Regions from separate parts of the Homo sapiens genome. Here region 1 is linked to region 2. Evidence: chromatin loops called from intact Hi-C (ENCODE). Cell type or tissue: Caco-2. All regions are shown on one strand.

Region 1 (8,000 bases), 74 kb before region 2:
TGGTTACGTGGATGAATTCTATAGTGGTGAATTCTGAGATATTAGTGCACCTGTCACCTGAGTAGTGTACACTGTAACTAATGTATAGTTATTTATCCCTGCCCCCCCACCCTCCCCGTTCTGAGTCTCTAAAGTCCATTATATGACTCTGTATGCCTTTGCAGTAAAGTGTGAGTGTTCTGAAGGGCAACACATGTGTTCTACATTTAAATCTGTATCAATGTGTTAGGTTCTCAAGATCAAGCCCAGGTTCAATAATCTGCTAGGAAGACTCAGTGGATTTAACAAATTGTTGCACTCACAACTATAATTTATTACAACAAAAGGATACAAAGCAAAACCAGCCTAGGGAAAAAGCACATGAGGTAAAGTCCAGGAAGAACCAGGTGAGAGCCTCCAAGAGTCCTCTCCCAGTAAAGTCACGTAAAACATGCTAAATTCTCACAGCAACAAGTTGTGACAACACATGGGAAATGTCATCTACTAGGGAAGCTCATTAGACTCAGTGCCAAGGGTTTTTGGAGAGAGTTGGTCATGTAGACACTTTCTGCCAAGCACATACCAAAATGTCAAAAACCCCAGAGGAAAGCAGGTGTTTGGTAAAAATGACAGTGTTTGTACAAATGGCTTAGGCACCAAGAGACACTTTATCAATTAAAGAATGGTGGAAACCCTCCTGAAAGACGAATTCCCAGATGCCAGCCAAGGCCCAACCATGTCAACAGATAGCAGTCAGGCCTACTCTGCTAACTCTTTTCTGCACAATCCATTACACCTAGTATTAAGCCTGAGACTGCCAGACATTTAGATAGGTCATTCACCTATGTTATCCCATGACTTTTCACAATCACACTGGAACATAAGCATTATTATTCTAATTGTTAACAGACAGAAACAAGCTCAGAGAGGCTAAACAACATGCCCAGAATCACAGTCAATTAAACAGGGCTATGATTTGATATTTTAGCTGCCTAATCTAGATCTCACGCCTTTTACACTTTACCACAATTGCCTATTCAGGGGGATTATATAAGCAGCATATAAGTAAAACAAGGCAGCAGAAACTGCATGGTTAGGCAAACACACAAACAAGCAACTGAACTTGTAGAACACATACCAACCAAATTTCCAAAAGTTCTCAAGAGGCATTCTTGCAGTACCTTATGCAGAGATTTCTGGGCCCTTTTCTTGATTCCATCCACTCTCCAGAGGCAGCTACTTAACTGTGCAATTGCTAAGTTACAGACTTCTTCACCACTTAGAACTCAGGCATGTACCAGATGTACTGCCACACTCATTAGGGCTAAGCACACAGAAGCCCACCCAAGTATTCCACTTGGGATCCAGCCTAGTGATGAGTAGTTGGAAATAATCAAAGCACCAGAACCCTCAGGCCCTAATTGAGGAACACTCACTTTTGCTAATTATTCTTTCCTCAAGAAATATTTTGATTGTGTCAACTCTGGCACCCACTGATGGAGTTTTGAGACTGCAACAGCAGGCTAAACCCACTTCAACAACTCATCTAATGAGTTAGGTGTTGTGTGTATGTTTAGGGAAAGCATTTTAGATCACCGTGAAGCAATGGTCACACGGCCAGTTCAAGTTCTCTGCCCTGTATTCAGTGCCTGCTCACTGGCCAATGCACTAGCCTCAGCCCTGAGAATGCAGAAATGAACAAGATCCAATCATCATCTTTGCAGACAGAGTCCAGAGTAATGGTTAAAAAGTGGAATTTCCGTTGTTCCCATATCCTATGATTGACTAGGGACTATCCTTTGTCAATGCAAAGTTGAAAGGACCCACTGGAATCATCATAAACAATAATAACAATAGTACACACCATTTATGAAGCACTTACTGGGTACACCAGGAACTATGCTAAGCATATTACATGCTTCACTCATTTATTCCTCAAAATAGCCCTGTGAGGTAGATATTCTTATTATCCCCAAATTACAGATGGTAAAACGGAAGGTTAGAGGAACCAAGTAACTTTCTCAAGCCCAAACACCAAATATGTGCTAGCAGTGGGATTCAAACCCACTTCTGCTTTACTACAAAGCCCAAGTTCTTAACCATAGCACTCCCTACCTTAGAGAAGCTATTATAGAAACCAATTGAAGAAGTAAGACAGCAGGATTTGGCCACTCTGCCCCTCTCTCCCAAGTCAGAGGCTATTTCTGCACCAAGGACAAAAAGTCTGCTCATTGCAGGTCCACACTAGGCTCAAAGAGCAGGTCTGTGACCTACAGCCCATCAGTTATTTTCACATGAACAACTCCATCCACAGAGACCCAAGTACACAGAGGGCTTAAGGCAGCCACCAGAGCTCACTTAATAATACACCCATATCTTACAGACACACAGTACAGGGGAAACAACAGCATAGACTGGGTACAGATCATGTACCCCAGGCCTCAGAATGCTTGGATGGGTTTTCAATGGCAAGCTTCCCTACCACAGAGGAAGGATTTCCAGTTTACAAAGCACTTTCATATCTGATCCTCCTGGCAACCTTTTTAAAATGATTCTCACTTCTGATTTGAGGAAACTGAGGTTCAAGGATGTCCAATGACTTGCCAATATCACACAATCTGTACGAGACACAGCGTGGACTCTGACCCAGGTCTTTTGATTCTAAACCAGTTTGTCTATACCAGCTCACACTTGTTATTTATCTTTTTTTTTTTTTTTTTTTTGAGATAAGAGTCTCACTCTGTTGCCTAGGCTGGAGTGCAGTGGTGCAATGTCGGCTCACTGCAACCTCCTTCTCCCGGATCCAAGCTATTCTCCTGCCTCAGCCTCCCAAAGTAACTGAGATTGCAGGTGGGCACCACCATGACTGGCTAATTTTTTTGTATTTTTACTAAAGACGTGGTTTCACCATGTTGGTCAGGCTGGTCTCGAACTCCTGACCTCAAACGATCTGCCTGCCTCAGTCTCCCAAAGTGCTGGGAATAGAGGCACGAGCCACCATGCCCGACCTGTTATTAATTAATATAAACCCATCACTACACTGCTAAGCTAGTTAGGCAAAGACGTATTGAGTGCCTTACTATCTGCAGAGAACTGTATGAAATGCCCAAGAGTCCACAAAAATAGGTATGAGTTATGCATCTTCATGTGCACACAGAAATGCTTACCTGGGAATTAACAGATCACTCAAAGTCCAACAAAACATGAGCATATTTTTAAAGAAGTCTATTAAACAAAGTGTTAAATTCCTTACAGGCTTAAAAAGGAGACTACACAAAGGAAGGCATCCAGTTAAAGGTACCAAGAATGTTCAAGCTTTCAGGATTGCACAATGGTGATGGATTGAAAGCGGGGAAAATTTATTTGTTCTACTTATCTTAAAATGATTCAAATATACCTTAAAGAAAAAGGTAACCTAAATGTAGTAAGACCTGTCATCTTTATGGGTCCATTATAGATTCATCCATTCATTTACTCAACAAATACCTACTTAGAACTACATGCTAAGCAATATACTAGTTGCTAGGCATGAAAGGAAAAATAAAGCATACCGTAAGAGAAAAACACAGAGAAGGGTAGAAGGGAAGTCTAGGTACTGAGAAAAATGCGTACAAAGGCACAGAGGCAAGAGAGTATGGTGATTGCTATTGACAATTACTATTTGAAACACCCTATACATGGCTTGTCTGAAGCATGCCCTCTTGATTTTCCTTCTATGTCTTTAAATATTCTGTTTCTATGTCTCTTACTGATTCTACTCCTCTCAACCTTTAAAAGAGGTGTTACTCAACTTAGTTCATATCTTTTTCTCCTCTCACTCTACTCTTCAACAAGATCATCCATAATCCAGGACTTCATTTCCCATTCATATCTTCCTCCTCATTAACCTTTAAATCTACATCTCCAGCCTGGGTCAAACATCTGAAATCCAGACTCATATATCCAATGATCTACTCTGTTTCTCCCCTTTCACATTTCATAGGAATTTCCAAATCAAACCCAGTTCAAAGTGGAGTCATTCACTCACCTCACCACCAAACTAGTATGTGCCTAGTGGTCCCAATAAATGACATCACCCCAGTGCTCCAGCCAGACACCCAGAAGTCATCCTTGACTCCTCCCTCACCCTCATTCCTGACATGCTACCCATCGGCAAAGTCCTGTGGGTCAGCTCTGTGTTCTAACTAACTATCTGATATTCCCACACCTCTCCATCTCCAGGCCCATATTCATTTCCAGAACACCATCAGCTTTCTTCCAGTCTCCTAATGTATCTACTGCAACAGGCTGCTCCCTGCTTCTATTCTCACCCTCCTTCAAATGTGTTCTGTAGTAAGTCATTCCATCTTACCACCTTTACAAGAAGCCCCTGGTCCAAGTCATCATTTCCTTGCTTCCACTTTGTCCCTTAGGGTCTATTTCAACGGAGCATCCAGGCAGTATGGGGGAGGGGAGATGGGGCAGCAATCAGATCAATCCTTTTAACACTTCATGTGCATTTTATCATTCCCCCAATGTCTTCCCATCTCACTCAACATGAAAACTAAAATCCTTACACTGGCTAACAATGCTCTCCATGATCTGGGTCCCTACTATCTCAGAGATGTCATCTTCCACCGCATTTCCTTGCTCACTCCATTTCTGTCACATTGGCCTTGTTGCTGGGCCTTGAATACGCCAATTCTCCTTTCTCCTAAGGGCCTTGTGTCTGCTCTTCTCTCTGCCTGTAAAGCTCTTTTCCTTCATGGTCAATCTCTCACTTCCACCAGGCCTTTGCTGAAATGCCAGCTTTTCCTCGAGGTCTTTCCTCACCACTAGATAGATGATAGATAGATAGATAGATAGATAGATAGATAGATAGATAGATAGATAAGAGTGTACACACACACACACACACACACACACACACAATTGGCACCCTTTCCCCAAGGGCACACTCTTGGACCTTTGCTGCTTTCATAGCACTCCTCACCATGTGATATGTTCTACTTGTTGGTTTCTTTACTATCTCCAAACTCCACTCCACTAGAATATAAAATCCACAAAAGCAAGGAATTCACTGTCTATTTTATTATTTGGCTTATCCCTCAGAGCCGAGGACAATGCCTGGAATGTAGTAAATGTTCAATAATTACCTGTGAAATGAATAGTAACTGCATTGACCTTTTCAAAATGTAACTGAAAATTGAATCATGTCACCCTAGGTTTAAAATCCTTTAATGACTTCCCACTGCTGTTAGAAAAAGGTTCAAATCCAGCACCGTCTTATCCACCCTCCACTCACTCTGTCTGCTCCAGCCCTGCTGAATTTCTCTGTTTCTCTATCATGGTATTGTTTATTCTACTGATAAGCCTTCACACATGCTGGTCCCTCTAACCGCAAAGCTCTCCTCCCTTCTCATCATATAATGACCCCTCCACATTCTTCCATCCCAGCTGAAAAGTCAATTTCCTGGAAAAGTCCGTCAGGTTTGTACATCTCCTTTGCAGTTTCTTCCTACTTCTCTTATTAACTTATGTATATTTAGTTCTTCAATGTTCTGTTTCTCTGAATAAACCATTAACATGGAGACCATATATATTCTATTCAATACTCTGGTTTCCAGTAGGCACATAATAGGTACTCAGTGAATATTTCTTAACTAACTGCTAAGGGCAAGTGCCTTATAATACAGCTCAGATCACATTAACATCTATGAAAGTAGTAATGTCATGGGTTTTGTGTGCCCTAGGACCCACACACTGATTAGCCTAAGAAGCCGAAAAAGAGAACCTTGGAGCTCAGGCAGACTGAAGACATTGCCGGGCTCAAACACTTAAGGTACACATTCTGCCTGAAGAATACATAGGCAAGTGAAAAAAACCCCATTCCTCCTGTGAGATCTAAGTTGGTGCTGTAAACATCAGTTGTTTACAAGTGTGTCTGTCACCTGAATATAAAGACAGCTAGTTTCCAAAACTCAGTTATGATAAATGTGTCTCACTGCATTTTTTTCTAAGCTGCAAGCAATGACTGATGTTTATTGTCAATATTTTAGTTGTCAAGTGAGAAAATGGCACAGATAATTGGCCACAGGTTCTATAGGTAAAAATGACAGCTAACAGAAAGAAAAAGATAAAAATACCACCACATAAAAACATAAATGGCATCATCACAGACAATAAAAATAGGGAAGGTGTAAACTTTCAGAGAATAGCAAAGTACTCTCTTCAGGAAAACTTTAATTAAGTACACGGCTTTTCAAAATCTGCCAGTAAGTAGTACTGGCAGAGTACCAAATCTCTCTAATTCTTAACAGTTTGGGGGAAAAAGTGGTTTTCAATTTCTGGGTACAATGTAATGGTTAAGAAAGGCCACCAGCCTGCCTGAATTCAATTCCTGGCTTGGTCACTTTCAAGCCATATGACTTTGGCAAGTGGTGTTATTTCTTGGAGCCTTGGTTTCCTCCTCATCTGTAGAAGAGTAAAATTAATGCCTGTCTCAAAAGTTGTTGTGAGAATTAAATGCAATAACATAAGAAAAGAACAGAAAAAGCACTGATCAGTTTTTTCTTACTTTCATTGTGGTGGTGGTGGTTGTCATCATCCACATATCGCATGTAACTGAAAATTGAATCATGTTACCCTAGGCTTAAAATCCTTTAATGACTTCCCACTGCTATTAGAAAAAGGTTCAAATCCAGCACCATCTTGGATGGTTGATATGTCATCATCCACATATCACAAAAAGAAATATTTGCAAGTAGAGGTCCTGATAGACTTTTTAATGAAAAGACTCAGCATTTGGAGAATCATCTAAGGCCATACAAAATAAAATGTTATAACAGCACACTGTCAAAGATAGGGCTTAGCACTGTGAACACTATATATGCCCTAAGTTTGATAACCAGGATAAGCAATGCAAGGTACTCATGAGAATAAAAACCAGTGGGAAATATCCTGCCTCTGAAAATCAGGCTATAAAGATGTTGAAAGGGGAGCCAGAAGTCTCTAAGCTCATTTGTGTTTGGATATTTATGTGGTAATCTGGGTTACTGATTCCATATTACTCATGCCTATGGTAATAGTCCTAGTAGTCTGGAAGAGCCCCAGTGCTTCACAGTCATCAACAAGGTGCCTATCATCATTTACAGGTGTTCCACACTTTGCAAAAACTGATAAGCTTCCACACAGCAACCGCAACACAGGCCTGACTAAATGTTAAATGTTAACAAATATATAACATAATTACAAAAGTAAATATTATAGCCCTGGTTTTATCCGAATGGACATTATTTGGATTACTAGTATTCAAATTAGCGGAGGTTTAACAAAGTTCAAAAGGAAGTACTTCAGTACACTCTGTGTTGTCTGTCTTCCCCACGCTGTGGATGCGCTCTCACTGTTCAATTAGGGAAGATGTCCCCCATTCATCCCATTTTGGACCTGCTTGTCCCCCAAAATGTTCTCTGGACTTGAAGACAAACTAACCTAAATAAGGCGCTGCTGTTTTAGGTGATGAAGACTGCTTCCCTCCAAGGTGGGCTCCAACCAGACTCCACTAGGGCATTGCTGGAGCCTTTGAGCACAGATTGGGGATGCATCAAAATCTAGTCCCAAGGGACTTCCATGCACAGTGGACCTACATACTAGCTGATCACATAAATCAAACTCTCCAGTCTCCTAACTGCCTTCTAGTATGGTTCCAGGCCCAAATGACTGCCTTTCTCTTCTTGCTACCCTAATATGCACCTGCCACCCCCAAATTTCTGTTAGTTCACTTCCCTTCCCAGTGGCCAGCTCTGCAGACCACCAACATGCAAGCTGAAGCCCACACACACCAAAGCCAAGGAAAGGTAGCCCTGGCAGGGTGCAGCACTCCCCTCCTTCTCTCCCTTCCTGTTCTCACTGGCACTGCTAGCCTCAGGCCTGGGATGGCGTACTCACTGAGCTGTAACCCTCACCACAGTCTCACTCTATGCATTGAGTGCCCATTGAGCAGGGAAGCCTGAACCCCCTCCTGGCCTGTGTGAAAAGAACTC
Region 2 (8,000 bases):
TTCAGTCCTCACCTTTAAGAAACTTGGCAGATGCAGTTCCCTCAAGGGGAAGCCAGACACCATGTAAGAAGTCAGACACCCTGAGACTCAAGTTGTAAGGAAGCCCGAGCTGGCCATATGAAGAGTCCATGTGAAAGGGAACTGAACAACTCAGCTGATGGCAAGAACCGAGGCTCCAGACATATCGCACCAATTAAGCCATCTCAGTCAGCTCCTAGCCATTCAAGCTGTGAGCCTCCAGATTTCATGGGAAACCAAAAAGCCATTCCTGCTCCACCCTGTCCCCATTTCCAACCCACAGACTTGTGAGCAAATTGGTGGTTGTTTTAGGCCACTCAGTTTGGGAGTGCTTTGTTACGCAGCAATGGATAACTGAAATGAGTAGTCCAGAAAGATTTTCAGATCAAGTCTTCTCTGTTCCCTATGTTTGTCTGTTACAAACCAGAATGGGTTTTAAAGTGAGAGAAAGTTACAAGACAGAGCGATGTCAATGATGCATCCCAAAACAGCTTAACACTAAGACCCTTCCAATCTACACGAAGCAGATGTGTGATTTTCTGCCTCCTGTAAAATTGACATTTGGGCCATTATAATGCGATGTTGGGATGCCTGTCAGGAATGAACATCTTTAAATGTTTGTCACTTTCTTCTCCAGTGAAGAAGGAAACAATGAGCTACAGCTTTTCCAAAGATTCCATCTCATTCCCAACCAATATCACCGGGCAGCCCTGGATCTTCACCCAGAATCCCTATCATTCCACAGCATTCAGAATCACCTGTGTCAAAGAGGAATGGGTAATCAAAGTTAGCCTTTTCCTCATAGCATGCTCCCAACATTCACTACATCTGAAACTGAGGACCTTGCCATTGTCTCTCCCAGGAAGTAACACACAAAAGACTTTGGCCTGGGTCAGTTTCCAGAAGATTTTCAGGTCTTGTTCTTGCCTTCATTCTAGCAGTCATACTGACAATGGTAAAATAAAACAGTTCGGGAGAGAAAATTTTATTTCACAAAAAAATTATTGGATATAGTAGTAAGTTGTTAGCCCTTCATATTTGCCTATATCTTGAATTCTCTCAACAAGATTGTAAATTCGTAGAAGAAAAGGACTGTGTGAAACTCCTCTAAGATTAACTTGTCCCATGCCCAACCTGTGGTATAACATAGTGCCTGGCACGTAAGAGGCACAATAAATATCCTCATCATTATAATGTTATTTGCTTAATATACTAGTATGTACTACATATTTATCCAGAATATGGCACTTTATACTGAAAGCAACCCTCTGAGTTAATGGTTATTATTATCTCCATTTTCCAGATGAGGAAACAAGCTCAGAGAGGTGAAGCAACATATCCAAGATTATACAGCTAGTAAGAGGTGCACCCAGGCAGGATTGAGATGCAGGTAGGTCCTTCTGCTTCCAAAGTCCCTGCTCTTTCCACAATATGACACTGAATATTTTGTTAATATTATGAAATAAAAAATACCTCTAAAATTTCTCTGAAGATAAAGTCAAACATTAGAGAAAGAGAAGAGATCTCAGGGCTTACTGGGCTCTCCTTTGTTTTCTGTCAGTGCCTTTGTTTTCTTTCTTTGTTTTCTGTCAATGCCTGACCCTTGCCCCTCCCCACATCCCGCTACCCCCCACCCCCACAGTGTGATAGACATAAAGGAGTGCTGTCCAGATTCTCCTCCCAAGAAAGGCTTGCTGCCCAGCTATGGGGAGTGCAGTCGCTAGGCAGCCTCCAGCTGTCAGCTCCCTCACGGTTTGTCTCTGCTGCGGAACTGCTTCACTTGAGGTCATTCCCTTCCTAGGTCAGCCCACATTCCATGAATGAGCAAAGCCTGGCCATTTTAGATCAACACAGGCACTCTGACAGACAATACTCACTCCAGAGCTCCCTGCCGGGTAGGCTAAGGCTTCGTTAGTCCTGCTTCACAGTTCAACTTCTCCCTCTGCCCAACTCAGCCTCCTCCCACTTCCTTTCACAGTTGTTGATCCCTAATGAAAACATCTTCCACCACAAACTCCATCTGCTTTCAGACATTCCCATCTGTGACACCTTCTCTCTCTGTTTCTCTCCAACCCTGTCTTATTGCCCACGATTTTGGTAAAGAAAGATTCTGGGAATCTTCCTCTTCCTCTGATAGTTTAAATGATCTTCACTGCATTGCCAGTCGTTTTGCTTCTGATCCTTTGTCTTCTTGGGTAGCTTCTTGGAGCCTTCTTTGGAGTGCTAGGGGTTGGGACATGTGAAGAGCCCTTATACACAGCTGGTACTGTATACAACTGTTACATTTTAGAGAAAGAGAAGTGACTCACAGATGGTCAAGAAATAACAAGCTGGGTTTCTCATGATGAGACACTTAGACCTATACTTTCCTTCACTTGAAACTGTAACCTACTTGGTATGATTTTACATGGTGTAGAATGGATGTGTCTGGCACATGGCTGAAGTGACTTTACCCATTACACTGTTGTCATAACTGTACCTGCCATACTGTAGCTAACTGTGGTCTTCTCTAAGGGACCTCCCTACTCATGTACTCTTCTCAGTATCCCACGTGTGGGATTCTTTATTCTTCCCCATTCTACTTCTCCCAGTGCAGTCTCTGCTGCTATTTCCCTTTCCATGTTCTCATCCCCTCTCCCACTATGAGGATCTTGCATGATTGTTTCTTATTACATTTTTTTCTGTATTTATTCCACTCTATTCTATAAGGCCTTTTCCCTCCCTACATCACCCAGCCTGCAAGGTAAGGAATCACTGTTGTCTGCTTTGGGGAGGCAACTCAGATCAATAATAGGAGCCTTACTGTTGCTTGGACAGCACAAGAGAATCTCCCTGGAGGGTCCCCACTTACTATAAAAGAAAAGAAACAACAGCATCATTTTCCTTTGTTTTAGGCATACACCAGAAGCATTGTCAAGGCAGCAAGACTAATGACCCAAAATAAATGAGGTAATTAATATATCGTGCTTTATATAAACTGTCATTTCGTCCTTGTACCTTTTCTCAGTATTACACAGTGTCAGCCTTGATTTACAAGTAATGAAAAGAGCTTGGAAAGGGTAATTACCAGCTCAGGTTCCCATATCTATGGAATAGCACTAGCAGTATTTGAACCCAGGTCTTTCTGTTGCAAAATCCAATACTTTTTGCATATCAGATGCTGACGTTGTCAAGAAGGCTGCGGTTGGCATGGGCCAGAGGATTCTGAAAGAATCCATGGATACTGAGTGATGCTCTGTCTTTTTTGGTAGTGAAGAGGACATTTCTGAGAACCACATCAAAGCACACCAATCAAGAAAGCTATGGCACTGTGACTAAGGACAGAGGAGTCCTCTCAGAGGCTTCCTTAGCCACACTCATAATCCTACACTGCTAGTCTTTGTTCTTTCTTCTGGGGTACTGTGCTGGATTGTCCGATGTCAACTCAGGGACCACTTCTGGTTAAGGCTGGGAAGTAGGTTTTCAGAAGCTCTTTCCTTATATGGTTCCAAGTTAGACTTTGCCACTGAGAGAAACTCACTCAAGGCTTGGAATGTGGGAGTGAAGCAGAAGTCATTGTTCTCAGGAGGCTGTGACAGTCAGATAGTGTGGCTTCACAGATCTCTCTATGACGTCCACTTCCGATTAGCCTTATGCAACTAGACCTGGTGACTTCTCAGAATTCCTGTGAGCTTTTGTTTCCTCACCTCCTCCAGTGTTTCAAGTTAAAGTCATTAGAGACATTTGTGTGATCCTCCAGCATGAATCTTCCAGACTTTCACTCTCTAGCTCCCACTTTTTATGAATCCAGTTTCTAAAATATATTAAATTCCTTATCATTGTTAACATTTTAGTGGCTCTATTTTCATGACTGTACCCAAACTGATGCAGGTACCCACCCTGAATTTCACCACTAGTTCTGTGTTATTATAAAGTGACGCCCTAGGAAGTAATGTAACTAAAATCCATTAAAAGGCCTTTTTTCTTCTTCTTTAGAAACCACAGAGGGCTCTGGGAAGATACCAACTAAGCATGTGTTGTTTCCCATTGTCAGCTCCAGGCTTCCTGCTTCTCCTCAACCTAATGGCTATTGAAGCCTAAGGAGAAGAACTGGATATGAGTAGGGTCCTAGACGTTGCAGAAGACTTAATAAAAATAAGTGTTATCAGGCTTTGCCCCTTGAGCAAAGCCTGGATCCAGCACTAGAAAGGCCCAGCACAAACAGACTAGGAGATTGGGAAAACAACATTATACTTGTGTTCCTGGTCTCCTAGACCTTCAAGAGGCCAAGAAGGAATGAACTAAAGGAACAGACAGGGTCAGTGTAGACCTGGGAAGACAGCAGCTTTCTCCAGGTACTAGTTTCTAGTATCCCACTACTCAATGGCTTACAACCCCTTGGGGAGCTCCCCTTCTAATATGAGCTGACCTCAATGTGCTGACAACAAAATGCTTTATAACCATTTCTGTGGGTTCAGCAATCACCAACCAGAGAGAGGTAAATTGAGCAATGTATACCTAAAAAAAATTAAACTGATGTGAGGAGAGACAAGTGACAACTTGAAAACCATCACTACCAATAACGATAACAAAATAGGAGCATATAAGGAGATACATGCACAGCATAAAAATAGACTTTCTAGAACTGCAAACAAAAATGTGATTTCCCAAATAAACAGTTCAGTAGATGCACTTAAGACGAAGAGGATTATTGCTGAGACCCAAAACAGTGGCCTGGAAGATAAAGTGGAAGAAGTATCACAAAGCACAAAGTCAAAAATATAAAGACAATGAAATGATGAAGAGAAACATAAGAACCTTTGAGGATAGATCCTGAAAAATAATAAGTCTCCTAGAAGGAGAAAAGAGAAGAAATATAGGAAAATCTGTGATTTTTTTTTTTGGTCAAAGATAATGGAAAATAGCTTTTCTGAGCATAACAATTATAAAATTTAAATGAATAATTTAAAATATGCAAAAAATAACTGTTTGGAGTATATACCCAAAGGAAAATGAATCAGTCTACCAAAAAGACACATGCTCTTGTATGTTCACTGCAGCTTTATTCACAATAGCAAAGACATGGAATCAACCTAAATGCCTATCAACAGCAGACTGGATACAGAAAATGGGGTACCTATACACTATGGAATATAATACCGCCATAAAAAATAATGAAGTCATGTTCTTTGCAGCAACATGGATGCAGCTGGAGGCCATTATCCTAAGTGAACTAATGCAGAAACATAAAACCAAATACCATAAGTTCTGACTTATAAGTGGGCGCTAAACATTAAATACATGTGGACACAAAGATGGGAACATGAGTTGGGAAGCTACCTGTCAGATAGTATGCTCACTACCTTGGTAGCAGAATCATTCTTACAACAAGCCTCAGTGAATGCAATTTACCCATGTAACAAACCTGCACATATACTCACTGAATCTAAAATAAAATAGAAAAGAAAAAGAGGAAATTACAAAATACACTCCTAGAACACCATTGATTCAAAAGTGAAATTATAAACTATGTAAACAGCAATTAAAAAGAACATTTTATTCCAAAACCTATGTGGCGCAAAGAATGTTGTACTCAGAAAAAAATTCCTTTTTTTTTTTTTTTTTTTTTTTTACTTTAAGTTATGGGATACATGTGGTGAACGTACAGGTTTGTCACATAGGTATACATGTGCCATGGTGGTTTGCTGCACCTATCAACCCGTCATCTAGGTTTTAAGCCCCACATGCATTAGGTATTTGTCCTAATGCTCTCCCTCCCCTTTCCCCACACCACCGACAGGCCCCGGTGTGTGATGTTCCCCTCTCTGTGTCCATGTGTTCTCATTGTTCAACTCCCACTTATGAGTGAGAAAAAATTCTATTCTTAAATGTTTTCAGTATTAATAAACAAAGGTGAGAAGGTAAATGAGCTTAAAATTCATCTTAAAATATTTGGAAAAGAACCACAAATAAAACTAAAAAGAACTAGGAAAGGCTTTGATAACATAAAAGCTGGAATTAATGAAATAGCCAAAAATTGTTCTTTGAGAAATAAAACAGATAATCATCTTGCAAGTCTAATTAAGAAAAAAATAATAAATATTTACAAGACTTGAAATGAAAAAACAGACATAACCACAGATGAGACAATTTTAAATAATTATATAAGAAAGTACATTAAACTCTGTAACAACACATTTGAAAACCTAGAGAAAAAGGATGATTTTTTAGAAAGCCAAATTAACCCCACAAGAATAAAAATTGAATAGGTCAATTATCAAATAAAAGAATTAAATCGTGAATAAACATCTACCACTGAAACAGTCATCATAGCAGAGAATCATTTGCTCCGATTCAACTTTTTTCTTTTAAAACAAGTAATTTTACTGTCATTTAAATTCTTATAGGCCATAAAAAATAAAGCCCCTTAATTCTTTTTTATAAAGCCAACCTAAATTTAATATCCAAACCTAGAAGGAAGACCACAAAAAAGAAATCTATAGACACTAATTCTTGGGTGTAAATGTTGACATTTTGAATAAAACATTAGCAAATACAATTCAGCAGTCTTTCTTTTTTTTTTTTTTGGAGACGGAGTCTCGCTCTGTCGCCCAGGCTGGAGTTCAGTGGCGCGATCTCGGCTCACTGCAAGCTCCACCTCCCAGGTTCACGCCATTCTCCTGCCTCAGCCTCCTGAGCGGCTGGGACCACAGGCGCCCGCCACTACGCCCGACTATTTCTTTTTTTTTATTTTTAGTAGAGACGGGGTTTCACCGTGTTAGCCAGGATGGTCTCGATCTCCTGACCTCGTGATCCGCCCGCCTCAGCCTCCCAAAGCGCTGGGACCACAGGCGTGAGCCACCGCACCCGGCCACAATCTTTCAATAAAGTATAATTATAACCAACTAGAGTGTGGTGGATTACAGTATTGGTTCCAGTTCTTCACTCCTCCCTGTGTCCAGGTATTTTTACATGGTGTACATTTCCCTGTCCCTTAACTTTGAAATCAGCCAAATGCCACTTCCCAGGCTAGGCCTTAAGAAACCTTGTGCATTTTCTCCTTCCCTCCTGTGTCTCTGCAGTCACCTCGAGACTAGCCTGGCTAGCCTACTTGCCTTGTCAGGAGGATAAGAGTTACTTAGGGCAGAGCTGCACTTGCCACTACAGCCTGAAGTAAAGCAGCTCCAACAGACCAACAGACCTACAGTGACAATCAGAGCCACTCAGCTCAACCCAAACTGGATCAGCCAGACCCCAGTTAACCTGAAGACACACAAGCAGTAACAAATGATTGTTGTTTTTAAAGCCACTGAGATTTTGGCTGGTTTGTTTCATAGATATTACTAACTGACATATAGAATTGAATTTGGAAATGCAAAGGAGGTTCAGTATCAGTAAATCTATCAACATAATTAATTACATCAATAACTTAAAGAGGAAAACCATATGAGTGATGATATCAAGAAAGGCTTAAAAGTCAATTAATAAAATTCAGCTACCTTCCTAATAAATTTCTAAGTTAAATAAGATTAAAATAAAACCTTTTAAAATAGTACAGTTTACCAAAAATGGATGTGAAATATAATCCCAAATGGCAAAGCACTGACCTGTTCAAATAAAATTCAGAACAAGACAAGAATGCCTCTTATCTTTGTTTATTATTCAACATTGCCTTGGATGGTCTAGTTAATAAAAAGACCAAAAAATAAATGAATACAAACATCAGAAATGCTATCTATTTCTTTGTCTGCTAATGGTATATTTGTATAGCTAGAAAACGAAACACTCTAGTAAAATCTATGAGACTTATTCAAAGAATGTGGTACCATAAAGGAATACAAGGTTACTATAAAACAAATAGTGTATCTCTATTCAGACAACAAACACCAAGAAATAGAAATGAGAAACGTTATATTCACAATAATGAAAATAACCTGTGTAATACACTGGACTGAATTTAACAAGAAAAGCATCAGACCAGTATGAAGAAAATTGCTCTACCT

What was found. Peaks named below come from ENCODE experiments on the same cell type or tissue, not always from the same donor. Only the 100,000 strongest peaks of a DNase experiment are listed, where the experiment ranks them.
Region 1: it touches region 2 in a loop (7-fold over the local background); 3 of 110 quality-filtered maps call a loop at or near these places.

Annotation. Positions count from the first base shown.
Region 1 is chrX:139,136,245-139,144,244 of GRCh38, forward strand. It overlaps a transcript of FGF13 not described here. Among named protein-coding and RNA genes, the nearest start is that of F9, 390 kb to the right of the region's middle. In Caco-2, no CTCF peak of the experiment used is centred here; no DNase peak of the experiment used is centred here.
Region 2 is chrX:139,209,935-139,217,934 of GRCh38, forward strand. No RefSeq gene overlaps it. Among named protein-coding and RNA genes, the nearest start is that of F9, 320 kb to the right of the region's middle. In Caco-2, no CTCF peak of the experiment used is centred here; a DNase peak (open chromatin) is centred at 3,597.